Regions from separate parts of the Mus musculus genome. Here all the other regions are linked to region 2. The links are chromatin loops, found by intact Hi-C in ENCODE. Cell type or tissue: left cerebral cortex. All regions are shown on one strand. Each heading gives the region's core, and the rest is flanking DNA. Links, peaks and the distances in the headings are about the cores only. Region 1 has its middle 17 kb from the start of Shox2. Region 2 has its middle 240 kb from the start of Shox2. Region 3 overlaps Shox2 (short stature homeobox 2). Region 4 holds the start of Shox2 (short stature homeobox 2).

What was found. Peaks named below come from ENCODE experiments on the same cell type or tissue, not always from the same donor. Only the 100,000 strongest peaks of a DNase experiment are listed, where the experiment ranks them.
Region 1: it touches region 2 in a loop (2.5-fold over the local background); 4 of 42 quality-filtered maps call a loop at or near these places.
Region 3: it touches region 2 in a loop (6-fold over the local background); 5 of 42 quality-filtered maps call a loop at or near these places.
Region 4: a loop joins it to region 2, with 3 times the contacts of the local background. A loop is called at or near these places in 4 of 42 quality-filtered maps.

The regions. Positions count from the first base shown.
Region 1 is chr3:66,960,621-66,968,451 of GRCm38, reverse strand. No RefSeq gene overlaps it. Among named protein-coding and RNA genes, the nearest start is that of Shox2, 17 kb to the left of the region's middle. In left cerebral cortex, for the core only: no CTCF peak of the experiment used is centred there; no DNase peak of the experiment used is centred there.
Region 2 is chr3:66,742,542-66,750,372 of GRCm38, reverse strand. No RefSeq gene overlaps it. Among named protein-coding and RNA genes, the nearest start is that of Shox2, 240 kb to the left of the region's middle. In left cerebral cortex, for the core only: no CTCF peak of the experiment used is centred there; DNase peaks (open chromatin) are centred at 3,364 and 3,987.
Region 3 is chr3:66,972,119-66,979,273 of GRCm38, reverse strand. It overlaps Shox2 (short stature homeobox 2), which reads left to right. Exons shown (of 5, transcript NM_001302357.1): 2 at 880-1,088; 3 at 3,364-3,421; 4 at 3,742-3,830; 5 at 5,367-7,155. The coding sequence ends at 5,624. Among named protein-coding and RNA genes, the nearest start is that of Shox2, 6.1 kb to the left of the region's middle. In left cerebral cortex, for the core only: no CTCF peak of the experiment used is centred there; DNase peaks (open chromatin) are centred at 1,719 and 2,282.
Region 4 is chr3:66,979,764-66,987,594 of GRCm38, reverse strand. It overlaps Shox2 (short stature homeobox 2), which reads left to right and starts at 5,824. Exons shown (of 5, transcript NM_001302357.1): 1 at 5,824-6,384. The coding sequence starts at 6,039. It overlaps Rsrc1 (arginine/serine-rich coiled-coil 1), which reads right to left and starts at 1,933. Exons shown (of 10, transcript NM_025822.4): 1 at 1,789-1,933. In left cerebral cortex, for the core only: no CTCF peak of the experiment used is centred there; DNase peaks (open chromatin) are centred at 4,802, 5,370 and 6,041; H3K4me3 peaks cover 223 bases.

The DNA.
Region 1 (7,831 bases), core at 2,339-4,838, 220 kb before region 2:
TTGTGGTTGATGAGGTTGACCCAGGAACCTCACTTCCGGGATTCGAGCCTGCTATTGACCAACCCTATGATTTTAGGTCAGTTTTTCTTTCTGTTCCTTAGTTTCCTTAGCAGGGAATGGGAATACAAACAGCATCTGTCTCATGAAGTAGCCAAGAGGATTAACCAGGTTAATTATAAAGTCCTTAGATCAGAGCCATACAATATGTACACTAAGCACTTAAGAAGAATTGTTTTTATAAAGAAATGAATAAACAGTGACCATTACACTGAAAACTTTAGAAGAAAATAAAGTCATGCAAGACAAGCAGACAAGACTTTCCTTTTGTGACCAAAGGAAGACTTTTATGTGCTAGTTTGTGATTTTAGGTAATTGCTTAGCCTCCATAAGCCTTCTCTGGAACATGTGACATCATGTCACAATGTAAGTAGGAGACAACGTATGTACAAGAGCAATTTATAAAGTTTACATATATATATGTATATATATACACACACACATACACATATATGACAGATAGGAGATCAGGTGTGGCACTTGCCCTCATGGGGCTTACTGTCTGGGAAGACAGCTTATTGATACATAAGGTACTGCCAGGAAGAGGGTGTTAAATGCACTTGCTTACAGGTATTCCGACATTTTCTGTACATCTGAAGGGCCACACAGCACATGTGGGGTTCATTGCCCCACTTCTGCAAACTGAACTTTCCTTAGGAATGAGTAGCCTTATAAAGGAATGGTGGAGGGACACCCAGAGGTTAAGAAGCACACTTTGTTAGAAGTAAATGTATACCATATGTTGCTGTGGTTTGTGTTCCATGGGACCATCTGCGTTTTCCTTGGCTGCCCAGATTTGTAGAGCATTAGCAGCTAAATGCCCAAAAGATGCAAAGCCTGCCGAATAAGGATATTTAAAAGAAGTTTGAAAACGTATAACACTAAGCAAGGAGCATTTACTTACTACTGTAAAGATTTGTTGAGTCCTTACTGTAGACTAAATTAAAAAGGACCCCTTTTTAATTCCAACATTTAATTATATTATTGACATCACTCCTTGTTTTATATAGTTCTATGTAGTGCTCAAAGAACTATTTCATACATCTTTTTTGGTGAGTCAGTATGTTATCAGCTAATCTTTAGAGGCAAGGATTTAGATGTGAAATGTTAAATAATTTTTCTTCCTAGAACCTATGTCCTGTTCATATTCTCTAACACACATCTTTCAGATTGTTGCAGGGTTTAATATGGTGAAATGTATCGCTTGCTTAGTACACAGTGGGTTTCAACAATTTCCCATCTCTACGATACTTATGTTATTTACCCTTCTGTATTATTACATACAAAGACTTTAAATTATCCTGTTTATAGTTAAAGATACATTAGGAAATTGGGGGGACATAGTAATGCATATCTATTTTATTTCCTTACTATGAATATTGATTATGTGCATGATGTCATCTGCTCTGGAGTTTGGAATAAAGCTTACTTCAAATCTTGTCAAACTTCTTTAAAAAAAAAAAGGAGTAGTTCTGATTTTAGATCTTCCCCTTTGTGATGCATGAAGCTGGTTCTTTCTTTGTACATAGGAGCTTGAGGATTTCTTTATGCGGAGTTTCTCCAGAGCCTCTGACCTTCAGTCTTCTATACTCTGGAATGTCAGCACACAAATCAAGTCCTGGCATTAACTCTGTAGTCACTTCGATATTAGATTGATTGTCCTTCTGCTACATATTTATTGAATACATTTTGTATGCTTCAGTGGAAACGAAGAAGAAAATAAACTGCCCTTAAAACTGATTTTTAAAAGGTCTATCAATCTATCCAAATGTTCAGAACTCGTGCAGCATTGTTTTGCATTATGTTTGCTGGCATTACTGGTTTAAAATATAATTATCTGTCTCATGTACAATAGGTTTACTGAAATTCTCACTTGTCAGCAGTTGCATTTCTTTTAAGGCTTATGTAATGTCTATTATAATTGGTCTTACGCAGTAGTCACTTTTCAGAGGGAAGAAGTGAGGTGGAAAGTTTTGGAGAGAAGGAAGCCGGTCCCCCATGACTGTAAGAAAGAATGAATAAGAACAGCTGGTGAAGACATCCACTTCCTAATTCCTGTCTACATCTATGTGGAGCTACCTAGCAAGGGGAAAGTTAAGGTTGCAGTGGAAGGAAATTTGTGAATAAATTGACCTTAAAATAGGGCTAGCAAGGGCACTCAGAAGCAGAAGGAGGAAGTCCAAGGAGCAGAGATGCAGGAATTGTAAGTGTGGGAGAATACTAAGGAGTGCAGGTGGGAAGATGGGAAGCCATTTCTTCAGCGATCTAGGACTGCATCCGTTCTCCTTACTCCTGATTTTAGTACAACGAGATCTGTGCCAGGCTCCTAAACCACAGGATTGTAATGCAACTGATTTGGATTGGTTGTTGATTTGTTTGTTTGTTATGCTTTGTTTTGATACAGGTCATTACAGCATAGGCCTGGCTAGCCTGGAACTCTCTACGTGGAATATGTTAGCCTCAACCTCACAAAGATCTGTTTGCCTCTGCCTCCTGAGTGCTGGGATTAAAGGCATAGGCTACCATGACTGGGCCAATTTAAATTGTTTTAAGACACAAAATATATAGCGATGTCTTATAACACATAATCAAAAAATAATATAGAGCAAGGCATGGTGGCTCACACCTGTCATTCTAGCACTATGTAGATGGGGCAGAAGCATTACTGTAAGTTCCAGGCCATCCTTAGTTACATATCAAGTTCCAGGCCAGCCTCAGCTACCATGTGAGAACCTGACTTAAAAACATAACCACTCCTTTGAAAAAGAAATATAAGGAGATTTTGAATTAAGTATGTATGTATATCAATATATGTATACACACACACACATATATATGTGTGTGTGTGTATATATATATATATATATATATATATATATATATGCCTACTTTTTTAAAAAAATGTGTAAATTGTGTCTGTTCAATAGTGAGAGTCCTCCAAAAGTTGGACCTGGGATGCCTTGCCACACCCTAAAGTATTCTCTCAGGCATACAACCCTCCATGTACCATATAGAGGCATTTTTATAAAGCCTTCATTACTGTAAAATGAAGTCAGTAGTGAAAATATGCAAAGTAATGTTTATTCCTTTATAAAAAGAGTCAGCCACGAGAGCCTTTGTTCTGTCTCATTCTCGTTCTGCTTATTATTTACTTCTGCTATTAGCATTAACGAAAGGAAGGAATGTTTGCTTCAAGCTCAAAGTTCTTTGCTAACCCACAGAAAGGGCCAGAGCAATTGAGCTTGTCTGTCAAGCTGGTCAAGGTGGAGAGTAATGTGGTCTGGGGTTCCCAGAGCCCATTGGACCTTTGACCTTTTCTGTTGAGACTATTGATCTGGGTTAATCGTCAGCACCAGTTGTGCTGGTGGTGAGTTGTGTGCCCATGTGTGACTCCTCATTGAGAACAAATGAGGCTCTGACCAACTCAGAGGGTGATTGGTCCCCCCCTTTTTTTTTTGTAGTTTTCCAAGAGCAGGGTGGGAAATTAGAATAAATAACCCCTGACAGGCAGAGTGGAAATTCATTTCTAGAATGTTTGCAGTTGTCTCTATGATAAAGCAGGGGAACTGTGCCCAGCTCCGATTTCCTCCTCCTATGTCATGAACTCTGTTTACCAGGGCTACCGTGCTCTCTAGTCCAGTAGGCATGGCAGGACAGTACGTAGAACTTTGAGGTTAGTGATACAGTCAGTGAGGAGAGTGTGCTTTCTCTTCTTCCGTTCCACAGTTTCTTGCCACCTCCCTCCCACCCCCATTCTTCTCATCCCACCAAACCAGGTGCCCAGTGAGAAAAACAGTAGTTCAGTGGGCGCAAGGGCTACACTTTTCAACAGCTTGAAATGAGAGCTAATAAAAAAGGAGAAAAGTCAACCAAACACCATCCCACATGGTTCGCCCTTGCCAGGTCTTCCGTGCTTAGGAGAACAGTGAGGTATTTTTCCTTGCCTGGCCACTTTATGACTAGTTCTCATGCTTTCATCTTGAGAAGCTTCCCACGTCACACACCACACAGACAACCCTCTGTCCTTTCTTTTGAGGTACTCATTCCAGGAGTCTGACTGTGCACAACCACACAGGTATCACTGCCTTAAGGGCCTTTTCACCTTTCTGCTCCAATCTGCCAGACTCCCCTTTCCTGACCTCCCCTGAAAGTCTGGCATCCTTGGGAGTCTAAGTAAACAGAAGGTCTGGTTGACCTGAGGTGGGGATGGGGAGGCAGGGCAAGTTGCAAATGCAGAAAGAGTTGAGAGAAGGAGTCAATCAAGAAGGATACATTTTAGAGACTCCTGTATGTCCAGTTGTACAGCATCTAAATATCCCCAGATGCAAGCGTACTTTAATAGGGAACAATCCATGGAATGATCTGGGCAGCATTTACTTGATTCACAGAAGACATGTGTGTGTGTGTGTGTGTGTGTGTGTGTGTAAAATCATATATTAAACTTTCCTTTAAATCTAAGGAGAGAGGCTAGGAACTACATCTCAGTGGTATAATGCATGCTTTGTGTGTCCAAAGCCTTTAGTTCAATGTTCACCAAAGATAATTAAAAAGCTAAATGAAACAATAAAAATATATACCTAAATCCGAGGAGGGAGACATAATTATATGAATGGAATTCCAAGTTCTTGGCGAGCATCTGAACAAGTGCTACACGGCAGGTTCTAGAAGCTAACTAAGATAGTGAAAGGAAGATGGGGCATCGAGAATGTCTATTGGAAAAACTGGTGTGATTGGCTTTAGAAGGTGAGCAGTAGCTACTGTTGGAGTCTTCTTCTGGGAGCACATGTTCAGGAAATGGACTAAGAGTTAACTCTCACTTTAAAGAGACTCAGCACTACTCAGCCATACTTGCTTTTTTAAGACTACTCAGAAATACTTAGTTTTTCAGTATTATTCAGCAGTGCTTGTTTTTTTGTTTGTTTGTTTTTTGTTTTTTTCCCCGCTGTTGTTGTTTTTTACCTCCTACATTATATCTGAGCATTTCTTTATTTAAAGTGATTTATTTATTTTTATTTTATGGGCGTTGGGTTTTGCCTATATGTGTGTCTTTGTGAGTTTGTCAGATCCCCTGGAATTTGAGTTAAAGACAGCTGCTAGTTGCTATGTAGACACTGGGAATTGGACCTGGGTTCTCTGGAAGAACAGCCAGTGCTCTTAACCTCTGAGTCACCTCTCTGGCTTAGCTGAGTATTTTTAATCATGTATATGTATGTATGTATGTATGTATGTATGTAAATAAATAAATAAATAAATAAATATCATACTTGTCTTCATTGTGTTGAATTTTTCTTCTTTTGTTTATTTGTAATTTTGTTTTCTTAGTTTGTTTTACAAGACAGGGGCTGACTATGTAGCCCTGGCTCTCCTGGAACTCACTGTGTAGACCAGGTTGTCTTTGAGGTTATAGAAATCTATATGCCTTTTTCTCCCAATCCTGCAATCATATCCAGCTAAAATATTTACTTATTTTTATTTTATGTGTATGAGTGTTTTGCCTGCATGTATGAATATATACCACATGCATGCTTGTGGATGTCAAATGAGGGCATTGAATCCCCTGACCTGAGAGTTGTAAAGTCTTCTTGGGTGCTGGGAATTGAACCCAGGTCTTCTGCAAGAGCATTTAGTGCTCTTAACCACTGAATGCTTTCTCTGCTCCTACTTTTCCTCTCATAGCTTGCTAAATATTTTACTGACATCTTTGAATCATATCCAAATCCCAGCGTTTTCTGCTCCTGTTTCTCTCTGACTCTCCTGTGCTCTTACAGATACCCTTCTTTTACCATCCTAGGTTTACTTTCTATTCTTATACATCACAAGTTTGTTCTATTGCTTGTAACAGAATCTTCCTATCTAGCCCAGGGAGCCATCGAACTCACCAAGTAGACCAGGATGACCTCAACTGTTTAGCAATCTTTCTGCTTCAGTGTTCCTAAATGCTGGGATTACAGTCATGCACCACAAATTCTGGCTCACAATTTTTGCAACTCCCTGTAATTCCTTGGACTGCTTTGATACATCCCAGTGGGTCCAGATGTCCATTTAGGTCCCTACTCTCACACTGGTGAGCACTTGAATTGTTTAAGATTTAGTACTCACTGCTGTGAGGTGTAGTGTAACTCAAAAAGTCAGCAGAGAGAAGAGAAAAAGAGATGAGGAGTGGGGCCCTGGGCTGATACATCACGAAGAGCTTGAGGAGAGCAGACAGCATCTAGAGAGGACCAGATAAGGCATGGAGAAACTGAAAGAACAGACTTTACTGGAAGTCAATTGAAAAAACCAATGTATCAAGGGAGAAGCAATAAGGCTCCAAAACTGACCACAGAGACCTTACCACTGTAAGGTCCATTAGTGGAGTGGTGGAGGCTGACACTTGATCAGAGGGCACTATAATAACCATGTAGATACTTCCCATGGTCCAGTTTCTCCTTTCACAAACCTATTATTTCTCTCCTGACTCCTAGTTATATTCTTCCAGTCACAGATGTGCACTCTCCCATTTCACAGCCTCCGAAGTGCTTAGAGAATTAAATTCAAGCTCTTTGGTGCTCATAATTGAACTTTGTGGTGCTCTTCTTGACTCTGCACTCCTACACCCCGGTTTCATTAGCTAACGCTGACCAGCACCTCATCCCTCCTTTAGGGAGCTAATGTCGGATCCCAAGTACTAGACAGTTACAACATTTTGTTTCTGCTAGAACATCATTTCTTGGGTTTCCTCTGGATGTTTTAGCTCAAGTTTCAGCACTGGATTTTCTTTCTATGCATTCTTAAGCTGAGCCAGCGAGATCCCCTGTGTGCTGTTGTAGAATTCTCAGCATATATATCTACAAGAGCATCATTATACTATCCTATAACTAGTCACATGCTTGAGTGGGCATGCCTTGAGAGCAAGGATCATTGCTTAGTTTCTATGGTATCCTAAGAGTCCCACGGTAGGGACACGCACACAGTACAATTTTTGTATGGAAACCTTATATTTATGTTACGCTGTATTTCCTAAGTTGATAAAAATATATCAACTTTTTTTTGAGAATGAGTTTAGGTTTAGAGCTAGCCAAAGGCTATTTGGCATTGTCTAATGAAGAAGCTAGGAAACATAATTTTTATTACAAATAAAATATAGGGAAAAATTAAGTAGAACAGTTTATGATAAGACACATTTCTTATATGGCTCACAGAGAATACTAAAGTTTACTGGCACTGATTTGCTTAAGGCAATTTTAAAGATGAACTCCCCAAAGATCCTGAACAGTAACTGTTGCTGGACAGTTGGGTTTTTTTCAAGGTGGCTTCAAGATGACAGAGTTTACTTGCACTGTGAGTTTTGGCATCTCTAGTAAAATGACTGTTATTCTATAGTCACAGTCTTATTTTCTGGAGTGAATTTTTATCTGTGGGACAAAAAAAATCCCCATTACTTCCTGCCTACTGGAGTCTTCTCTTTGAAAAGCTATTGGTCCTCATTCTGTAGGCACACTCTCCCTGTGCAGTTGTATTCGAAAATTCTATTTAAAACGTTTATTTAAAAAGCTACTGATAAAACCATTAACCAAAACCAGAGCCAGCCCGAGTTCAGTGGCAGCTCTCTACCCCAAATGAATAGATGGCCACTCGTTATGATCTTCTGTTTACTGATTTTTCAAGCAGTTTTCTTTTCCATCTGTGTTTCACTGATCAGATCCAAGCCAATTTGGATTAATCTTTCAAGAGACTTTTCATGAAACCGTGCATCAAATGCTTCACCAAGTCAAAACACAGAACATCTGCTCTC
Region 2 (7,831 bases), core at 2,609-5,108:
ACATATCCGTGGTTGCTGTTTTGAAGACCTTACCCTGTGCTATATTACATTCCTCAGGGCCCACTGTAGTAGGTTTACTAGGTTCTGGAAGAGGGGGCAGATTGTGTTGACTGTTAACATTTGTTCTGGTGTCCAAGCATCTGGAGTCATGATGATGAAGGTGATTCTAGATGTTGATATGTAGTCTTGTCATCCTTAGAATTACATTCCTTGGTCTCTGTTGTCCTCTCTGGATGTTTTGAAATCGAGGCGACTGCATGTTCCTTAGTTCAGGGTGCTTCTGTAGGTTGGTAGGTAGCAGAGAAAAATAGAGATAGGTTAGGAGCAAAGACCCTGGAGGCTTTGGGAAAGACTTAAGGGGATTCTGTCTACACCTAGAGGCAGGATCTCCAGGGAGCTGGGGGTGTGGTGGGAGGAGGGGCTCCTGAAAACAGACAGTAGTAAAACAACAAATAATCTGGACAGACAGAGAAGACAGGCAAGGAGGACCCTGGGTCTGTACCAAGAGGTGGAGTCTCCAGCAAATAGAGATGAGGTAGGACGGACATCTGCAAGCAGGTTGCTTGAAGGCTGACGGTGAGACAGAAGAGACCATAATGGAGGACCAGGGGGAGACTGAAAGTTAATTACACGAGTCCATGTCTGCTGTGGCCACTGGGAGTTTCAGGTAGAGGGTGTTTCTAGATATCTGGGGCTTACCCACAGGAATCGGGGTGGGCTAGAAGTGCTGAGAGGTTCCACAGGAAGGAGGAAAGCTGCATCCGCACCAAGGTTCCGTAGCATCTCCAGGGAATGATGGAATTGTGGGAGGAGGGGCCCCTACATGTGGGCTGCTACAGGGCTGCAAGCCAGACAGCAAAATCATAATAGATGGCAGGAAGGATAGTGAAAATGTGCCTTTCACATTTTACATTTTTCAATTACTGTTGTTGAGAATGAACACTCTATACATGAATAAGAGATCTGGGGGGAAGCATGTGATTAAGTAATTCGAAGGAGTGTATTTTTGAAGAGTTTTCAATGCACCTTGGCAGAATTTGGAACAACATGGAGCTGAGTGAGACAACCAAGGCTGGGCATCTTTGGCTCTAATCCTCTTGTGGACTGTCTCCAGCCGGTTCTCTTTATTCATTTTAACCAGCTCTGACATATGTCCATCCATACTGGAATCACACAGCAAGTGTTAATTGATTGATAGGTTGGAAGGGATTATTAAATTTGGGATCCCTGACTAGAAAGCATAGGCTTCTAGATGATTCTATGCAGGCCCCGGGCCTCATCCAGGACTTGGATTTGCCACAGGACTGCTTCCCCATGCCCGGCTCCCTCATGTCATCATTTGCTGAAATGCACATGACAGTTGATTTCTGCAAGCAGCCTTTGTGAGATTCTTGATTCCACCAGGATGATCGCTGTTTCAACAGATGCCAAAATTTCAATTTCCGTTTCTTTCTCAAATTAAAAGGGTCTGGGAAGCCCTCATTTACCCTGTTTGCTCTTGGCTGATTCCTTCCCCTTTGCCAGCTTCCGCACCTCTGCTGATGCCCATAGTGGGTAATTAGTAGAACAGGCTCGCCATTGATGCTGTATATACACATTGAGGTGTCTTATGTCTCTTTTGTGATTGTCAGTGTGTGCATCTGAATATGTGCCTTGAGGCTAGGATTCTCAGTGTTCTGTGTTGCATGACAGGTAGTCTTGCAGAGAGGAAGACTATTGATGGAGACCTTGGAATGCACTTCCTGCTTATCTTGGCTCTCTGATTTTCAGTTCTTCCTTTTATTCTTCCTCCTCCTCCTTCTCTTCCTCCTCCTCTTTGTCATTATGACCCTTGTCTGTTTTGAAAGCAAGAGGTAAGACTTCATGCAGAACAGCAACAGCAAGGCCTGCAGAAGCAAAGCAGGTAGGTAACATCAACAAGTGAGACAGGCTGGCTAGAACATGGTTGTTGTTGTTGTTGTTGTTGTTGTTGTTGTTGTTGTTTTGATGCTGAGATCCAACCCAGGACCTTTCACAAATTAGACAAACTCTTTACCTCTAAGCCATACCTTCAATCCCAAGATGACTATTTCCTCAGAAAAATCTATTATTTATTTGAGCAATGCCTCACATTTGGAACCAATATTGGTATTAGGAGTTATTGCATTTTTTGTGAACATGGGATAGGGGTCAAATTTGAGAGGAGATGGAATGGAGGAGTGGGAGGTTAATATGATCAAAATCCATTGAACATGTGTATGAAATTTTGGAAGAATAAGTAAGATATTATGTTAAAATAAAAAATGTATAGTACAATGATAGGAAATGGCAACTGATCCTGTACCTGGCTGTTGGGGTTATAAAAGGGGATGGTGGGGACTGTAGCAAACTCATGACTAATGATATCCACTACATTGTCTCGGGGTTGGTGGTTTCAAGTCCTCAGGAAGGCTCAGGAAAGCTGGGTATGAGGCTCTTAAAGTTAAATCTTGTGTTTTTAAATGTTGGAAACTAATAGAAGCAGACCTGAAAAGCAGAAGGTGGGCCTGTCTGCACCCCGTTTAGACTGAGAGCTGAAGGTTTGCATTTCTGGCACGCAGCTGGTCCAGGTGCCTCATTACTCAGTCATTCTCAGACTGACTCAAGGTGCGGCTGTGGCGAGTGCAGAAGGGAGGCCCTTGCCAACTTTCCTGAACTCATTTTTTTTTTAAAGGAAATTCTCATTTTATTAGGGGAAGCCTTAAGTGATTGAAGCCCCTTCCAATATAGCCAGGTATGAAAATGATGATGTATACAAAAGGTTGACATCACAAACAAAACCCAAGCACTCTGTGTTTCCCTGTCGTAGCCTGTGGACCGTGAAACCTCAGGGTGGTAGAGGAACTTTGGACCATGTGTAATGGATGGCCCAGGCCAGTGGAGGATGCACGAAAACAAGCGTAGACCAACAATGAAGAAATCAAGGGAGCTTCGCGGGAGGCTAGCTGAGGAACAAAGGGACCTTTCTTTGATGTGTCCACACCGAGGCGAGGCGATAGGAACAAGGCTGTTCCACTAACACTCTGCCTTGAGGACCGAACATTTGTTTTCAATTCTACCAGTGACATCGCATGCTTTCATTACCGCATTGTCTAAGATATCGCCGAGGCCCTAACCGTTGTAATTTATCTTTTGTACTATATAATTTGGAGCCGCTCAGGCCAGAAGAAAACATCTGTACCGAGAGGCTGAGCTCGACACAGTTTACACTTGTACACCCAGCCTGCTCGGAGGTCAGTCTCCTCATAAACTTCGTTATCACTGTTGGCTTTATTCATTCTATTTGACACATTAAGCTTCCGTATCTTGGCATAAAGGACACAATATTGCAGCATATTGGCAAGCTCATTTGCTTCTCCCAGCTAGTGTTGTGTCCAAATATCAATCCCCAGGGATAAACACGTGTGTATCGACGGCAGGAAAATGAAGCGGAGCAGCAGGTGGCCTTTTGCCGCCTAATGAACATGGCAATCTGTTACTATCACTGCGGTGCCTTCCGCCAGACAATTAGGCAACTAAGCATGTAATTATTCAGGCCAATGAGAAGAGGCTCTCCTCTAATTTCATCTTTTCATTGCTGTTTACAAACCCACACTCCCCTCATTAGCGAGAGATTTTCCAGTCTATGCTAATTGGTTTCAATAACATTCATTTCAGTTGAAAGAGAGTGATTCTGTTAATTGAGAATCGAAAGGATCTTTTCATTTTAAGTGCGTCCTGCTATGGAAATCTGAACACTCTCAACAGGTCCGAGCTAATGAAATTAAGTCGGCGCAGCCATTAGTGGCGTAATAGAAATAAAGTAATTTATTTTCATTGAAGCATGTGCTATCGTCCAGAACAATTAATACAGCTGAGGTGTATGGCAACTTGGAAAATAATAGATCGAGGACAAACGGGGTGCTTTTCCTCCGAATGGCTTGTTTAATTTCTGGTGTAAAAGCCTTCCTCATTTGGTGCTGCAACATTCAGTGTGTCAGACAGGAAGAACGCTCATTTATAAAATGACACTCGACTCCACTAATTGTGCAGGAAGAGCAAGGTTTCCTACAGCAGTCACCTCAGAGTGTACCTGAGCCGTTATACCACTTGGCCCTGTTGGAGTTTAGGTTGACCATGTTTGTAAAACTTTTATAGCAAACCACTGGCCACCCTATGAGTGTCACAGTCTTAAAAAAAATAGTGTAGTGTTACTGTGTGACTTAGAACCACACTGAGTCCTCTGTCACAGCTTGTACCATCTCAAGGATTTGGAACCCATCACAGGTGCTATGGTGTGCAGGCGCTGTGGTACAAGTTCGGGACAAGGGCAGAAGCAGAACTTTAAAAATGTGCTATTAATAACTGTACTTATCTAAAAATCCCTCCCAATAAGTGAAATGATGTAAGAAAAGAAATCTCAGGTATAAATAAAACGAAAATATTTTGTGTCACGAGTCACAATTTCTTATCGACAGGCTCAGAAGACTCATGTATTTCCTTGCCAGGGAGAATTTATTTATTTTTTTTAAAGCAATTCTCTTCCAGTTTTAGTGTGTGAACAGTTGCACACCCTATTTTCACACATACAAAAATGTACCCACCTCGAGACACTCTCAGCCAGATTCTCATGTCTTATTTAGTTGTTATTTTTTTAATGGAATAATCAATATAGAACCATTTGGGTTGCTGTCAGACTAGCTGCCTGTGTGTAAAATTTCTTTCTCATACACAAGAAGCAGAATTTTGCTGTGGCCACTAGACCACAGAGCAGGTTTGCCTCTTTCTAGCTAGTATGGATGTCAGTTGGTGGGTTGATGGGTGGGTGGGATAGGTGGGGGTGGTGATTTATGCAAATGTTATATCTATTTTTTTAAGTTAGATTCAAAAATGCATAATGGGGACAGACTTACAAAATAATACACTGCATGGCGTTATGAATATTTCAAAGAATTATTTCTTTATTTTGTGCATAGCTCCGAGTGCTGACATTTGATTTATAGCTGCATGGATGTACCTGGGGTTGCTAAGGTTACCCAATTTCATTCACCCATAGATATTTGAGATCTACATAATGCCATCAGATCCTCCACCGCATTTCAAAGTGATGTTGATAAATGGTGCCTTCCTTAGATGATATTTCCATTTAGATGTGATATATCTCATGATTTCTGTCTTTTAAAATATTGTGGTTGATGAAATTTTACATTATGTGCATATACAGAAAGCAGGGACACATATTTTTCCAGTTTTAAAGGTTCAAAAAAAAACTGTGAGCGGCTTTCCCCTCCTCCTCCCCAGCCCGCACCTATTCCCATATGTTCAGGCTTACTGTGACTAATATTGAGTTCTTTAAAAAAAAAAATAAAAGGAAAAAAAAAGCCCCTACGTTATTGTTTGTCTTATGTTTAGAGATATAACAAAAGACTGGCCAGTCACCTCCAATCGTTTTTATGATGTCTCGTATCTTTGCAACAAAAGCCTGAGCTTTTCTAAAAATGAAAACATCTTTTGAGGTTGGATGACAAACCTACAGAAGTTATCTTTGCCAACAGATCTTCATAGAAGTAACACTTAGAAAGTTTTATACACACAGGGTATGTGTGTGTGCACATGCAATTTATATTTTCTGATTGCTTACACGCGATCACTGACCTTACAGCTCATAATGGATCCCAGTCCACGAAAGAGCCTGGTGCAGGCTTTCCCAACTTCAAAGGAATAAGGGATTAGATGTATGGAAGAGGACAGTTAAAAACTCAAAATAACCATAAATTTTTGTGAGGAGAATAGATCTGGCTCCATGGGGTAATAAACTTGCTGGTGGGAAAAGAGGAACACATATGAAAAGCCACAAGCCCCACCTTATGAAGGACTAATCTGTGGATTATATGGTTTTGTTTCTCCTTAACCAGCTGGATTGAGTTCTGTAAAATTAGTTTTTTATTTCCTCTCGTCTGAGTGAGAAAAACAGGTATGCAGCAGACTGCCATGATGAAACGCAGGAAGGATTTATAGGGGCCGTGGCGAAGGCCTTTGGACCAGGCTCTTTGGAAGGAAACAGACAGACTGGCTAGGAGTAAAAGATGGGGCGAGAAAGAGGGTGGAGCACATGGCTTGGTTGAGGAGGGGCCTCTGGACGGGGGAGGGACTTATGTAGAATGACAGGATGGGGCAAAGGTGAGCAGTGAGGTTCTGTTGTGATTATTTTTAGGTGACAATGTGGCGGCTTGCAGATCTGTGCTTTGTTAAGATGCAAGATATTTTTTAAAAAAAGTTAAGATTTGCTGCCAATATTTAAACACTGAAAGTTCCTGTATTTGGACCTTATTTAAATCAGGTCTGAGTTGCTGGCACTAACTTCCCAGACCAAGTGCCTGCATAGACAGAAAGCTGAAATATCCTCACAGGCCCGCACACGTCTCTTAAACTCTACCAGTTCTGGTCCTTCACCCAAAGCCTTTATAGACCTACCTGGATCCCTGGTAGGTGGGTGTGTTTCTGCTTGACACCTACAACTCTTGATTTTACATTGTTCCTAGGCCTGGGGGACGGTAGATATTATGTTTTGAATGAATACATGACAGTGGATATATTTTTGCACACATTTGTTTGTGCTACATGGGAAATTGTGAGATCTTTTAGTATAAGGATGGTCTAATTTGTTTTTTCTTTTTCTTTTTGGTTCCTAGTGCCTCCAGGACAGCAAACACTGGCAAGACACCAGTTAAACATTGTATACTTGCTATGAGCCAGAGCATTTTATCCTCTTAAGAAAAAAATATATGAGTGAGATGTACAAGAAAATGACTCCTGTTTCTCCTTCCAGTTCCCCCTCCTACCTTTGGGCTCATCTCTAGAAGCCATGGTACTCCTGATCTCTCTGTCCATGTGACTTAATTTTGCCCTGCCCTGCTCCTGTGTCTGCCCTTCTGAGGACTGTTTCCTCTTCTCTTCACCTCCCACAAACCCATCTGCACACTGGTACTGCCCTTTTCTTGGCCATCGTTTGGCTAGGATTTTAGGTAAAGAAATTAGCTTTCATCACAAACCCACTTTAGTGTTCAATTCAATATCCCTTGATAAAAATCACTTACCAAACAAACAAACAAACAAACCCGAAAAAACAACAAAAACAAAAACAAAAGTCTCTCAGGCTCTGGCACCAAAGATCTTGTGCTGGTGTTCTTACCCTATAGTGCGACCTTGCATGAGGTCTCAATCTCTCTGGCCTTAGTGTCCTCATTTGTGAAATGAAACCAAGCACAGCACTTACACATTAGCATTGCTGTGAGGACTGAATGAGCAAATTCACCAACAGAGCTCACTGTGAATGATGGACAAACACTAGCCAATTAGTAAGTTATAGCTTTCTAAATAGTTTTGAATCTCTGGGCATAAAAATGTATCCTCTCGTGAGGCAGGCAATTGGGATGGAGTGAATGAGAATGAAGGATAACTATGTATTTATCATATTGTGTTCAAAGCATTGTCTGGGCATTACTGATGATGTATCACATATCACAGTCTTCTGAAGTCTCTCTAATAATGTTTTACATACAAATCCAATCTTTAGTATGCAATTCAGAAACTCAAAAAATACTCCGAGTGTATAATAATTTTCTTCATAATCTTTGGCCTCAAAATTTGACCCAAATCAGGAGGATAGATGAGCCATGAGTGGGCAAAAGACTCTTGTGAGGCTTTACCTACTAGTTAGTGCAAACATACATTTTCTGTAAGATATTAACATATTTTATTGTGGAATGTCCTTACAAACGCCATTTGATACACTATATGATACATGTACTTAATTATTTTTCTAAATTCTGAG
Region 3 (7,155 bases), core at 1,072-3,571, 230 kb before region 2:
GCCTTTAGGGTCGATCCTTGGTTTCCACCGGGGAGGGAGAAGGAGAGGACAGATGCAGCGGTGGGTTTTGCTGACCACCAGAGTCTGTCTGATTTGCCGCCTCTACCCTTCTGGCCCAGCGTGGGCGGCCAGTCATCCAGGCCGCCAACATGGCGTGGTTGCCTGTGCCAATCCGACCCGAGTCTGGCAGGGAGCACAGGGACTGCCTAGTTGCTGATGGAACCATCCGTAGGGGTCTGGTCCGAGCCCTTGGGTACCCGGGGACGTGGCTTTCGGCGCAGCGCTGTACCAGAATCTCGTTTTCCTGCTGCAACCTTTCAGCGGGCCCAGTTGTTCCTAAATTAGACCAGCAAGTTTGCGGGAGGCAAAGGGCCAGAGGCAGCAGAGGCTGGCGGGACAGCGGAACAGCCCTCTGGGGATAGCTGGCGTGCGAGGCCATCGCGTGGCCTTGCCGCGCCCTTTAACCGAGACCGGGCTCTGGGAGAGGCCCGCGCAGCGCTTTTGATTTCCGTGAGTGCGTGGGTCAGTGAGTGCCATAGGGTCAGGAATGCATTTGGTGTTGACAGAAGGGAAGGGAACAGGTAGTGAGAGGGTAAGCTAAGACCCCAGTTGAGTTGGGTAGCCGCGTGCCCACCTTGTCCCCAGGCAGCTATACAGACGAGACTTTGCGGGTCTCAGAGACCCCATCCTCTCTCCAGGTCTTCACAGGGATCCCGCGCTCCCAGGGTTTAGGAGTCTCTAGCCTTCTGGAAAAATCTGGTAATGAGACTGTCTTGCTTTTTTTTTTTTTTTTTGTTCGTGTGTGTGTGTGTGTGTGTGTGTGTGTGTGGTGGTGCGTGCTCCGACGCACGTGTGGTCCTTCCGTGGTGCCCTCTTCAGTGTCCCCTGAACTGAAGGATCGCAAAGACGATGCGAAAGGGATGGAGGACGAAGGCCAGACCAAAATCAAGCAGAGGCGAAGTCGGACCAATTTTACCCTGGAACAACTCAACGAGCTGGAGAGGCTTTTCGATGAGACCCACTATCCAGACGCTTTCATGCGCGAGGAATTGAGCCAGCGACTGGGGCTCTCTGAGGCCCGAGTACAGGTACCCCCATTGCGAGGAGGTGGAGGCTGGGTCCTGAAAGTCAGAGTGCTATACCTAATGTTTGCGGGGAAGCTGCAGGTGTCTGGTGTGAGATGAAAAAAAAAGGGGGGGGACATCTTTTCTAAAGATCTTATTTTCTAAAATGGGTTTTGATCCCGTAGCCCCTTTCACTCCTAAGCCAACATATGTTCGCTGAAAAAGAAAGCTGTGCTGGGCTTGCTCCCAGAGTTTCTATTAACCACACCCCCCTAGCCCCTCGCTGTCTTTAATGTGGTTTAATCCTAATGGGCCTACTTTTATAAGCCTTAAAAAAAATGCCATAGAAAACGTTTTATCTCTGAAGCCTTAAAAGTTACAACGAGTATTTTGCTCTCTGGAGTTGGGTTTCGTTGAGGGTCTAGGTTTGCCAAACGGATATACCAATTAGGTTTATGGATGTACAGACTATAAAGAAAATTAGCATCTGTTAAGTGCAAAAATTTACAGTGTACTGCTAGCGGATCGGTCTCTAACTGAGCGAGAAACAGAGGGCATAGAATATGTTTGCCCACCCTTTGTTCCTCCACTTAACCAACGCAAAGAACCTGAACCCATGAAAACTCCATTTTAAAACAACATACACATCGTATTATTGATGTTTGCAAAGCCTGGCCTTCAGAATATCACTTGGGGTCAGAACTGCAGCTTTTTTCATTATTGGTGGGGTTGAGGATAATCTAAAGGAGGAATTATAAACACACATACATATCCTTCCAGCTTTATAGGGAACAAATTTAAACGTTTCAGATTGTATTTCCGCTCAAATAATAAAATTGGGAGAAAATGATGGTCATTATTTGTTTGAACACATGGAGCAGTTTTAGGCTAGAACATCTGCAGCTGTTACAAAGTATCGCTGTAACAGATACTCCCTGGGTCTCTGGGCGGAGAGACCACCATCTGTAAGGAACTATGCACAATTCTTATGGGGCTTCCCCGCATCTTGTAATAGGATCAGGGGGAAAAAACAGAGCAGTAAAGTGGACAGAGAAAAAATAATAATAGGCCGCCTTGGTCATCACGACGTCAATCCTAGAGCCTTCCCTTTTTAAGCCTGTTCTGCTTTGCAGCCTGTGCTGAGCTCTCTAGAGACTCCGCAACCCCTTAAAACCGTGATAATTATTGCAGCCGTGAGTAATAGTATCTCCATTCCAACTCTTCTAGGGGGGAAAAAAGAGTCAAGAAGCCTCAGGCCATGTGAGTCACACAAAGGATGCCACCCTGGCATGAAATCCACCCTTCTATTATACTCAATATCAGGAGGATTTTTGAAGATTTACATTGACTGTGGCACTTGATTTCAAAAACTTACCAGAAAAAGGCTCTGAAGTAATATTTTCCTTTCATGGTTTTTTTAAACATTAATTTGTGAATCAATCAATATGCTGTATTGTGGAAACTGTATTATTGGAGCCTTATTTGAATTTAAAAAAAATCTGTCACACTGATTTGAAAAGTTGGCAAGTTATTTAAGAAGATCATATCCAGGGTTTACTTGATGCATCTCCTTTTTGTGGCACACTCTTTTTTTAAAAATGAAGTTTATTACTGCTCTTTTTTTTCCCCTCCTTATACTTTCATTTAAGTTATAGGAGCTATTTCCTGGAATCTTTCCTACTGTCCCAAGCAGTGGCTTTTTCTATAGGAGCAAATTAGATTATCATGATAATGGCACAATTATTCTGTCACTGTGTTACACTCTGCTGCACAGAGGGACAGAGAAAGTCTAAACTTCTTTGTAGTGAGGCTTTTATGACACTAATTACCACCCCCATGTCCCTTCCCCCACCAAAATAAGAGTCATTATTTGCTTTACTGTTTGCTTTTCTTCAAGATGAAGCTAATTAATATTACAGGCTATTACTGAGTCTATTCTTCTTGGGTCTTAACTGGGTAAACATTTAAACCCATTATCACATTGGTGTCAGGTACCAGGGAGTGTTTTGGACCCCTGGGACTCTGTAATGTGGAAAGATGAAACCGGAACTAGTAGTAATTTATCAAGGAACAATTTACCTTAAAACGAGTCTAGGAAATCTTTCTATTTTGTTTTTATTTTATTTTGTATTTCTTGATTTACATTTTTATTTTGAAAAGTGAAGCTAGTTTGTACAATTTAACATTTGTTTTTTATTTCCCAAGACTTTCCCAAACACTGCCCCCCCCCATTGTACTACTATAATTTAAGATGTTTTGAAATATCACAGTTTATGGTTTTTTTTTCCTCAACTTTTAGGTTTGGTTTCAAAATCGAAGAGCTAAGTGTAGAAAACAGGAAAATCAACTTCACAAAGGTATATCTCATAATTCATTTTATCATTAAGTAGAAGTGGGTTTGGGGTATAGCTATAACTAAGACAAAGAACATCCTAAGGATGACAATGGGACATGATTTAAGAAAAATTTCTGGGCAGTTAATGAAAGTTCTACTACTTAGAAGCAAACTTCAACTTATTTTAACTATCACAATAACTTAGAAAAATGACAGTCCAGAAATGACTTGCTACCACTTGGCACCTTGGAAATTATTTTAGAAATGTTTACCTCACATCTCATGTTTCATCTCCCTTTTTTGTTTTTGTTTTTGTTTTTTTTTTTTTGTTTGCTTTTATAGGTGTCCTTATAGGAGCCGCTAGCCAGTTTGAAGCTTGTAGAGTTGCACCCTATGTCAACGTAGGTGCTTTAAGGATGCCATTTCAGCAGGCAAGTACAACCTAGCTACAAGCTTTTTTTTTTTTTTTAAGTGTAAAAAGGTCTGGATGTTTGTTTAGACTGCTGAACAGACCCTGTTTCTTTGCTTCAATTGAAGAACCAATTTCAAGACTATATAGAGCACCCACTCCCCTTTAAAAAACCTATACAGTGTCAAGGCCTTGAATATTTAGTCCTTTCTGTCTTCATAGGAGCCTGAGGGGAGCAACCTGTCCTTTAAAAACTGCATTTACGATGGCACCTGGGGAGAGGGAGAAACAGCGTTTGATTGGGATCAAATCCAATACAGAGGCTGGTCCAAGGGTGTTATAAAAGCAATCCTCTAAATAGTCATTCTAGATAGTTTTTTTTTAATCCCTTAGTCACATTAAGTGACTCTGGCAGAAGAAAAATAAATGCAACTATTCTCAATTCAGACTTATTTTTAAAAAGCTATCCTAAAAAATAAACAACAACAACAAAAAAGTTTCATCTCTAATAAAGAGGGAAGACTTGGTCTTCCCAGGGCTGGCTGTCCTATCTCAGAAATCCATTTCTGAGGGGGAAAAAAAAAGTCTTTAGAATAACGTTTTAAAAGGAAAGCCTGCAGCAATGATGTAATCCTAGGGAATCCCAGTGTTCTGAAGTCCCCACTCTCTAAGCTAGAGGGCAAAATCCTTTCCTTTGCTAGCAACTGTCTGACCGTACCCATCTTCAGCAGACATCCTTACTCACCAAGACTGTAATGTCATAGATGAGCTCTCAGTCACCAGTACTCCGGAGTGGGGAGACTTCAGGTGATTCTTATCTATTGAGTATTAGAGTTAGAGCCCAGGACTCCCTCACTACAGGACTCTTGGATCTTGTTGGAAAGGAACTTGAAAGGAGGATAGTTGTAGAAAGAAAGAGAGCCAGAACTTACTAGGAAACTGGCCCTACCTAAGAAGGTAGAGATCTTCAGGCCAGCAAAATCAGCCTCACCTAGAAGGTGGTTAGAAACCTAGTCTGAGTCCCAACACACTAGACCTACTGACTCAGAATCTGTATTTAAACATGATCCCTACAGCAGGAAAAGTTAAGACCTGCAGATTCAATAGCTCCCCTAAACGACAAGAAAAAGTTATATATTTTTGTTTTAGTAGTGTGTCCAGGGGTATGTGACAAAGACAGGAGAGGATGGCAGTCCTTAACCCCAACCTCTCCAAGATGATGAGGTGGGTGATCCATGGGGCTACATCAAGATCACGTATTCACCCACGCAGTCCCCGAAGGGACCACCTCATTCTTGCAGTCAGGGACTAGAAACCCAAGGAAACATGCTCGTCATGATCTGAGGGTAGAGATGGGACACTAGAGTACCAATGTGGTGTTCCAGATTTAGCAAAAAGCCTATAACGTCCTTCTCCAAACAGATACTTTGCCAAATGTTGCTTCCCTGTCGCGCACCCCAATTCTCCCCATAGCCAAGCTGGACGCCTTTAATGTTCTGTTTCTATTCTGTTGTCACCCTAGGATAGTCATTGCAACGTGACGCCCTTGTCCTTTCAGGTTCAGGCGCAGCTGCAGCTGGACAGCGCCGTGGCGCACGCGCACCACCACCTGCATCCGCACCTGGCCGCGCACGCGCCTTACATGATGTTCCCGGCACCGCCCTTCGGACTGCCGCTGGCCACGCTGGCCGCGGACTCGGCCTCGGCCGCCTCGGTGGTGGCCGCTGCCGCCGCCGCCAAGACCACCAGCAAGAACTCCAGCATCGCGGATCTCAGACTGAAAGCTAAAAAGCACGCGGCCGCCCTGGGTCTGTGACGCCGGCGCCAGCGCCACGGTCGGTGGAGCCTCCTAAGCGGCGCGATCCTGCACGCCCTCCGCGACCGGCTTCTCCCGCACCCGCTTCTGACCGTCGCCCAGGCCTGTCCCTTCCCCGCTGACTGCCGCCTTTTCTTTCTGCACCCTGGATCCCCAGGGCGGGACTCTGCGCTGGACCCGGGATCCCACGAGGGCCACCAGCCCAGGGGCTCCTGCCCACCCGCCCTTGGGACTAAAATTCGGCTTTGTAGGAGCGGGTTTGGGGAAGTCTGGATAGAGACTGGACAAAGGAGTGTGGCCACAGTGAGAAGTGGATAGCGCCACAGCTGCGGCGATGGACTCGTTCATAGGAATAAAATCTTGCTAACAGCAAATGAGCAAAAACAAAAAAGAATAGAGAACAAACTAGAAAGAAAACGAGAAAGGGAGCTTGTTTCATATTGCTATTTGGCTGGAATTAGAGAGAGAACGACGAAGCAAAAACAATTCTTAAAATTATTTTGTACATAAAAATACGGAAAAATAACCTGGATGAATCTTGAGAGAAAGGGGGAGGGAGGGATTTACCAACTAAAATGTATGTTTTTTTTTTAATGGTCCAAGAAAACAAAACAGAAGGAAGAGGTATACTTATTTAAAGAATTAAGATGGAAAAAAAGCGCAGCTGGGAAGTTCACAGGTTTTGAAGCTGACCTTTTTCTGCGAAGTTCACTTTAATAGGAGACATTTGATAAGAGAGGCGGGCCTCCTTTTACGTTGAATCTGATGCTTTGAGTTTTAAAACACCATGTATGGAAGAGCAAGAAGAGGGAAGACAGTGTGAAAACGAGGAGGGAAAAAAGGACGTTCATACAAAAAAGAAAGAAAAGAAAAGAAAAAGCGATACCACAGACAGTGATTCCTCTGAGAAATTTACATTATGGCAGAACTGTCCAGACTGCTGACAGTCAATTCTGGTTTGCATGTTACTAGTATTCCATTGATGGTGTCCCCTCCCCTCCCACTCTCACGTGCACTCACTACACTTTCATTCTCAGTATGAAAAGCGTCTGGAAATTGATGTGAATCCATATATAATTTGTCCGGCCTTTGATCCCAAGGGGCAAAGGGAAAAAAAAAGTGTCATAAGGGAGTAAAATACACTCTGAGTCTTCCAAGAACACGGAGGCTGTTAGGAAATATGGGCAAAGAAAAGAGAAGAGCAAATGAAGTCACGAAGGTACACTGCAGGGCATCGTGATAGGCGCTTTATCTGTTCTCTACCTTTTCGTGAATTCCCTCTTGCTAGTTTAAGTCCTATTTGAGGACAATGCTTTATTCCCACCCCACCCCTCCTCTCTATCCTGTCAAATTCACCTTAAACGATACCCAGCTAGGTACAGACACTAGGTTTGTGTATAATATGTTGATAAACACGAACAAAGTTTATTTTGGCTATAATGTGTGAACTAATGGTTGACTTTCAACATTTGCATTTTATCTCACAAAAGTGTATCTATTCAAGTAATCTTTGTTTTTGTTTCAATTCATG
Region 4 (7,831 bases), core at 4,644-7,143, 240 kb before region 2:
AACAAGAAGTCATCTCCAATCAACAATTGCTGGAAAAGGAACAATTAGTTCCCAAGGGTACACAAACCACACTTAAGGGCAGGCTCCATCTCCTGCAGTAGATGGCCAACATAAAACAAACACAGAGATCTTTTTGGAAACTTTTTTTTTTTTTTCTCATATTGCTTTGTTTGGTCATTTTTGTAAACCATACCGATCTTTTGCTTGTATATTATGGTTTGTGTGTGTGTACACATTTCTCATGCTTTCTTAGTTTCCTTTTTCTTTATTTGTTAGTTTGGGAGATGAGGGAAAACCATCATCAGAATATATTGTATACAGCCGGGCGTGGTGGCACACGCCTTTGATCCCAGCACTCGGGAGGCAGAGGCAGGAGGATTTCTGAGTTCGAGGCCAGCCTGGTCTACAGAGTGAGTCCAGGACAGCCAGGGCTATACAGAGAAACCCTGTCTGGAAAAACAAAGAACAAAAAACAGAATGTATCGTATACAAATAACATTATTTTCAATTAGAAAAAAAACTACTGTTGCAACAACGTTCTGTAGATTATTTAGTGTCTCTTTTTAAACTAACAAATCACAGGACTTCCTTCCCATATTCTGGGAGTGAAACCAGAAGAAAGTTATCTGTAAATGCACTACAACAACCCTATGACAACCAATTCACATCACAACTCTCCACGCTGAATATGTAGAGACTGGGTCATCGAGGCCAATTAACAGACAAGTGCCAGCTGCCTTTGTCTTTTTCAGCTTCAGACATTTTTAGCCTTCTTATTGAACATACAGTCATAAAGTGCTACCACTTAGCAAGAAATCTCCTTTGTCTGCAAAGAAAGTGAATATTCATAAACTCTAAGACTGGAGAAGCTCTCAAAGGAGAGCTGCTTTCCCCACATGGTTGTACCTGTCACATCTGCTCCACTCCTTAAAACCTGAAAACTCTACGTAGCTACTTCACTGGGAGCTTTTACATCTAAGTTCAAAGATGACAACTCGAATACCTTCATATGCCAGCACATGATGTGTGAATTTATTTAACAACCTAGTACTTAGTAGGGACAAAACTGGGCTGCTGGCAAATCTAGAGCTTTCCCCCCCCCCTCAATAAACATTTTAAATACAACTCAGAAATTACATTAATAATAACCTAAAATCGAGGGCAGACAACATCCATTGTAACTCCTGAGAAAGGTGAATGAGTTCAGGAGTTAACTATCTGGTCACATGACCAAAAGTCTAGAAGGTAAATTCACAGACTGTTTAAAGTGATGTGTGTATATGTCAAGACAGGAAGGGTCTGTCTAACCATGTATTCTCTCTCCAGCCAACAAGCATCCGATAGACAGGAGAAGGGGTGGGGATTCCGTGCACACTTAGCCACAGCCTCCCCCTCGCTCCGACTACCTGGAGGAGGTGAGAGTGAACCTGGCTAAAAAGGAAGGACAACTGGGAATCCGAGGAACGGCGATCGAGGACCCGCGGGACCCGCGGACTGGGGGCTACCTCTCCACATCAACTCCACACTGTAGGCCAAGCCTGGGGCCTGCGGCCGCTCGCCACCCGCGACCACTCCGGCGACCCCCTCGCCCAGAGCCAGCAGGCTGGGACCCTGCAAGGTGCGGGGCGCATGCGCACGGCTACAAACCGCACGCCGCGGGCCCAGGCCCAACCCTCGGCGAGCTCCTGGCCACAGACTGCGCCAGGCCCCACGCCGCCTCCCGCAGAGCTGGGCCTCGCTACGCCTCCTTCGCGGGCGCCGCCCCCAAGCTCTGGACGCCGGCATCACCTGGCTCGACCTTCGGGTTCGCACCTCCCGACGTGGGGACCTGGAACCCCCTCTTCTAACCACGGCGCCACCGGCGTCCTCAGAACTTGCTTCAATTTAAGCTCAGCGCCTTCCTGGTTCCAGCACCAGGCAGCTTCAGCCGAGCTGTCGAGTGCGTCGATGCAGGCTGCTGGACCATTAGGAATGCCGAGCGAGTGGATTGTCATGCCGCCAATTTTTTGTTTAATGTTTGTTTTGCGTGTTTGCATAATTGGATTTTCTTATTCTCCAAAAGCAATAAAGGTGGTACTATGGGATGTTACTGCCTTAGTATTCGCCGTTATCGTCACAGATAATCAGCAAACATCTACATCGTAAGAAGTTATGTTTAAGACATCCGCGTAGAGCAAAATTGGTTAGTTCCTGTTGAGCGAGGTGGAAATTCGCCCAACAATAATAAATCATGGGAGTGTGTCTGCATAGAGTCGTGTGTGATTAAACTGTAATGATTTATTTGCAAAAAAATACATTAAAATCGGTGGGTTTTTTTTTTTTTTCCTGCCATGAAGGTGAAGGCATTCACGGATTGGAAGCAATTAGTTTCTCCTATTAAAGAAACTGTTAGATAGGAGGAAGAAATCTGCCCGATAGGAGAAGGTTCCTCTAGAAGAGAAAGTAAATGGGTAGATTTATAAGAAAGAAAGAAAGAAAGAAAGAAAGAAAGAAAGAAGCTTCTATTACCGAAATTAAAGAAACGTGGCATTTTCTGTAATATACAATATTTTCCTTGTATGACTTTTCTTTCATGATTTAGTATAAGGAAACAAAAATGAGGAGATATATAAAATATTAACTTGGATTCAGGCCTACTGTTAGCTAGATACTAAGGTTCAGATTTCCACAGAGATTTGAGATGGAACTCACTTCCAGTATAGGTTTATTCCTGGAAAGTAACTGGACCTTAACTAGCCAGTTTTGAGGGACTCTTTTAAAACAAAACCACAACACTACATGTTTGTTTTAAATAATTCAAAAACTGGGGGAACTCTTGGGGGGGGGGGGTCCTGATTATTTTTGTATCTGTCCATAGGCTGTCTCCTGAGTTTTAAAGTCAATGTTCCTTTCAAAACTTTGACAAAGTAAAATAAAATAAAATAAAATAAAATAAAGGCTTTGAAATGTCTTTTCTCAGGAAAATATTTGCTGTTTGGTGAAACATCATACTTCATAGCTTTTATTAATACAATTTCCAAACTTTTAATTTCTTAAAACTGAAACTTCCTAAAAGAGGGACTATTGGGGATGGCGAGGAAGGGAATGGGGGGGGGGATATAAGAGGCTAACAGAAGAGGTGTATGTTTCCATATGTGAAAAGTTCATAAAGAAAACCATACAATTATATGCTAATAAAAATTTTAAATTAAACTTCCTTTACACAAATGGGAGTCAGACACTGGAGATTTATCATTGCTTCATCTACCACCCCTATAGTTAGAATGAGTCAAGAAGATGAAATAATAGAGAAATCTATTGGTTCAAATTACAGGATAGTCATGCCTGATCTTTCTCTGGTTACCTTTAAAGTGGTCATCCTTCTAGTACAGAAGATGGCATAAGCGTTTGTATTTAAGTCCTGTGGTTAAAAGGATGAAGAAGCGTCTGGGGGTCTCCTGATCTCTTACCAGGCTTCTAGCAGGGGCTATTTGGGAGGTGTTTACGAATATGTATTTCGTCATAGAGGTTGAAAGCTACTGAAACACCATGTCAACTTAGTGGATCCCATTACTAAATGATCTTTTTTAAACAGTTTCACAAAAGAGTAAAATTCTGTGATTATTCTCCGGAATTACAGTGTTACAGATAGCAGACCGATGCTCAATGTGACATTGCTCCTAAATTCATAGAAGTTAGGAAGCAGTAAGGTTTTGAGTCTTGTGAAATAATAAAAGCAAGAGTTCATGTACTTCAATAATACCTAAATGTTTAATGCAATCGCTGTTAACCATGTAAAGGTATGCCTTTGTCCTAAAAGCAGGGTGGGAAATGTTTCTAGAAGGAAGGATAATGTCAAAGAAAAAGTAAAGCAACATTTCTAATAAGCTTTATTTTCATGTCCTTTAAATGTGCAATGTAGTTAGTATTACAAGAAGTTATGGAACGTCTTAAATTACACTTAAATTCTCGACTGAGAATACATTATGTACCACAATTCTGTGTTCTCTTTACCAATGTTTTAGGTTGTTTGGGTAGAACTTCTGAAATTATTGGCTAAGTGTGTTTTGTTGTTCTAATCAATAAGTAGAAGATATACATATTAATGGCCTGTAACTGCTTTCATTTTTACTGAGTACTGGATCCAAGAGAACGAAAACATTATCTTTTAACATCAAACAAAACTCATTAATATTCAGTATACTGAAAATGCCCCCCCAAACTGCCACTTAAAGAGGTATATTTGTTTACATATTCAAGTAAATGTAACATTTCATATGTAAACATTCTTTTGTGTGAGCAAATAAGTATTTGCATAGCTACAAATCACACAGCAAGCCGTGGCTTAGAGGAGACAGTCATGTCCCCCCCCCCCATATAATTAAGAGTTTTTATAAAATAATTGTCAAATATACAGTTTTTAAGTTATAAATCAGAAAGAGAGTTGTTTTCCCCCCTCCAAAGAGTGAGTCTTTTTTTCACAGTCCACGGTAAACAAAAATTAGTCGAGCGACAAGCAACATCGGTAATTTTTTCCGCAGAACTCAAAAAGTAGTCATCTTTTGTTTTTCAGAATTAGGAAATCGAACTAGAATGCCCCCCAAGATGCTAAATAATTAAGGGCAGGGTGCAGGGAGTTGTTAGGAAAAGGAGTAAGAACCCTTAGACCTCATAGAGAAAATCGAAATGGAACTGCGCCTGACCGGGCTGTAAGAAAATACCTTAAGACCGAATCTGGCAGAGAACAGCTGCTCAGGAAACAAGTTAAATCGACCAACCCCTTCTAGCGGGATGTGTCTTTATGGGAGTCAGCTTTGACTCCAAAGTAGTAGAGTGAATTACAGGGACCAGTACTCAGTGAGGCTGGCTGCGCGTTCGGAAGATCCTAAAAGGAGGTGAAGCCTTCCGAGGTGCTGCAATGAAGCCCCATTCGCAGCAGGCGCGTGAAGACCGGATGCACCGCTGTGCAGCTGCAGCGGCTTGGAGCAAGAAAGGGTGCAGGAACGGAATACTGGAATGGTTGCTAGGCCTATTAACCATAGAGAGCCCGATACTGGGCCAGAGACCAGGGGTCATCATTGTAGGGTCGAGCAGTTGGGATGCCCACCCAGAGCGAGGCTGTAGGGTCGGGTACTCTCTGAGGATACCCACTGACTCTGATTGCAATGCACTTGTCAGTTTCCTCTTGGCCCCGCCTCCGAGAAGTCTATCCAGTTCCCCAGTGTTTTACTAAGTCGTGACACCAACGCAAAATCCACGCTTAATTAAATTAATTAGGGATTCTTGTCAATCCTGGATTAATGGCCAAGAGCACCAGCGGCCGAGGCTATCAGAAAACCCGACCGCTGAGGACCTGCCTCCTCTCCCCGCCCCCTCTGGTCCCCTGCTTGCCCTCCCTCTCCAGCCCGGTGGACTCCAGCCTGGATCCTCCATCCTCAATATTCATATTCATATTCTCTCTCTCTCTCTCTCTCTCTCTCTCTCTCTCTCTCTCTCTCTCTCTCTCTCTCTCTCTCTCTCTCGTCCCCACTCCCTCTCCTCCCCACCCCAGGTAGTGGCGCTCCTGCTACCCGCGAAGGGGTTCACTAGGAGTTGCGAGGGGAGGTAATTTACTCAGAACAAGAGGCCCGCCTTTAGGAAGTATAAATAGTGAGACTTCAAGAGCTGCGTCGCTATCAGATCTGAACTCTCCGCAGGAAGAATTGTCAAAGATCTTAACATTGAACACGCGCACTCCGGCAGGGAAGCATCAGTTCCCATTTCCCTCTGGCGGCCCCCGCCCCTTCCCTCCTCCCCCCTCTCCCCCTTTACCCCCTCCTTCCTCCTCCTCCTCCTCGTCCTCCTCCTCCTCTTACTTCTTTTTCTCCTTCTACTTCTCCTCTTCTTTCTTCTCCTCTTTTTCTTCTTCCTCCTCCTCCCTCTCCTCCCCCATCCCCCTGCCCCATTGATGTGTTATTATTGGGGGGGCTGGAGCAGTAAAAAAAGAAGGAGGAAAAAAAGAGCGGGGCTCGGCAGGGAGAGCTTGAGCGCGAGGTTGACCGGCGGCGGCAGCGGCCGCGATGGAAGAACTTACGGCGTTCGTCTCCAAGTCTTTTGACCAGAAAGTGAAGGAGAAGAAGGAGGCCATCACGTACCGGGAGGTGCTAGAGAGCGGGCCGCTGCGCGGGGCCAAAGAGCCCGGTTGCGTCGAGCCGGGCCGCGACGACCGCAGCAGCCCGGCAGTCCGGGCGGCCGGCGGAGGCGGCGGCGCGGGAGGAGGCGGAGGCGGAGGCGGAGGAGGCGGAGGAGGTGCTGGAGGAGGAGGAGCAGGCGGAGGAGCTGGAGGAGGGCGCTCTCCCGTCCGGGAGCTGGACATGGGAGCCGCGGAGCGGAGCAGGGAGCCCGGCAGCCCGCGGCTGACGGAGGGTAACGGCCTGCCCCCGGCCGCGGTTCCCCTTACTGCCTTCCCTTATCCTCGGGGCGGGAGAGGACCCGGGACCCGAGCGGGAGGAGGGCGGCATCGCAGAGGGCCCTGGACCCCAGCTTTGGGAGATACCGGGATAGTGGAGGGGTAGGAGGCCAGACTGCTCCGTCGTGGGTGGGGTCCTCGCGTGGGGGAGGGCGTGGGGTTTCGCGCACCCTTCTCTGTCGCTCCGGTTGCACCGAAATATGTTTTTCGCGAGCGGGAGGATGGGGCCGCGCTGCGGGACGGCGAAGTTTGTGTGGCCCGCGGCGAGAAGGGGTGCGGCAGGGGCTCACTAGGAGGCCGGTTGTAACTAGCCCGTAGTCCCGAGTTTGCCAGAACCCCTTTCCTAAGCCTAAAGGAGAGAAGGGGAGGGGAGAGAAAGAGGAGAGCCACACGACATTGCCCTTCTTTAGATTTGCCATCAAAACCACTGTAACTCTGCAAAGCCCCCAAATCTCCGGATCTTGGGGACCAAACTTCACATTCTTACTGAACAGTTAAGGTAGGAGCCAGCCAAAGGTCCAGGCCAAGGTGATTCCCTCTCGGTGGAGGAATTGAGGAGTAGAGGGTGGGGGACGACGACGAGGACACTACATACACAATTTCTTTACTGGCTAGAATCGTGCAGTACTTTAGGAGAGAGAGAGAAAGAGATGGAGAGAGAGAGAGAGAGAGAGAGAGAGAGAGAGAGAGAGAGAGAGAGAGAGAGACTTTTGGAGAGAGCAGTGTTAGAAAAAGGCTTTATCTAACCGGTGAAGCGTCCATCAACTCAAAGTTAAAAATTAATTTGGCACTCGGTACTGCAGTAACTGGTGTGCTGCCATATTTTTCCAATTAAGAAAATATGTGGCATGCGTAGAATCACAAATTTAAGCAAGCAATTAACTTGTTTATAACACGGTCTGTTCCTGTTTAGGCCATTAAGTGGAAAGTTGGGGGCGAAAGAGACATTATATTAAGTCTATTAATCAACTTGAAATTTGGATTTGTTTTCCTTTGAAGCCCCTAAACTTTGAGGGGAATCCACTCTGGGGGTGACAACAGACAAAGCCAGTCCACCTTCCCATCTGAAGAATATATGTTCCTGTTTAAATTTTACTAAGATGTTAGTGAGATTGTCCTAGTAATGTTTTCTATTAAATTGACCCCTAATGTTTGCTGTGACCTTATCTACTTCCTTCCCGGAGGAAGAACAAACGTCCACAAAATGAACTCTGAGAAGCAGAAATACAGGCAATAAATAAGGTTACTGTATAGAATGCCAAGCTGGGGCAAGATGGGGCGCTTTGCCTTCACCGAGATCCCGGCCGGCCGTGTTCCCCTAAATTTAGAACGTGATAGGGTAAAATGATAAAGGGGCCCCCAGAGTAACCCTTCAAGGTTCATAGCTCTGAGACTCGGGTTACA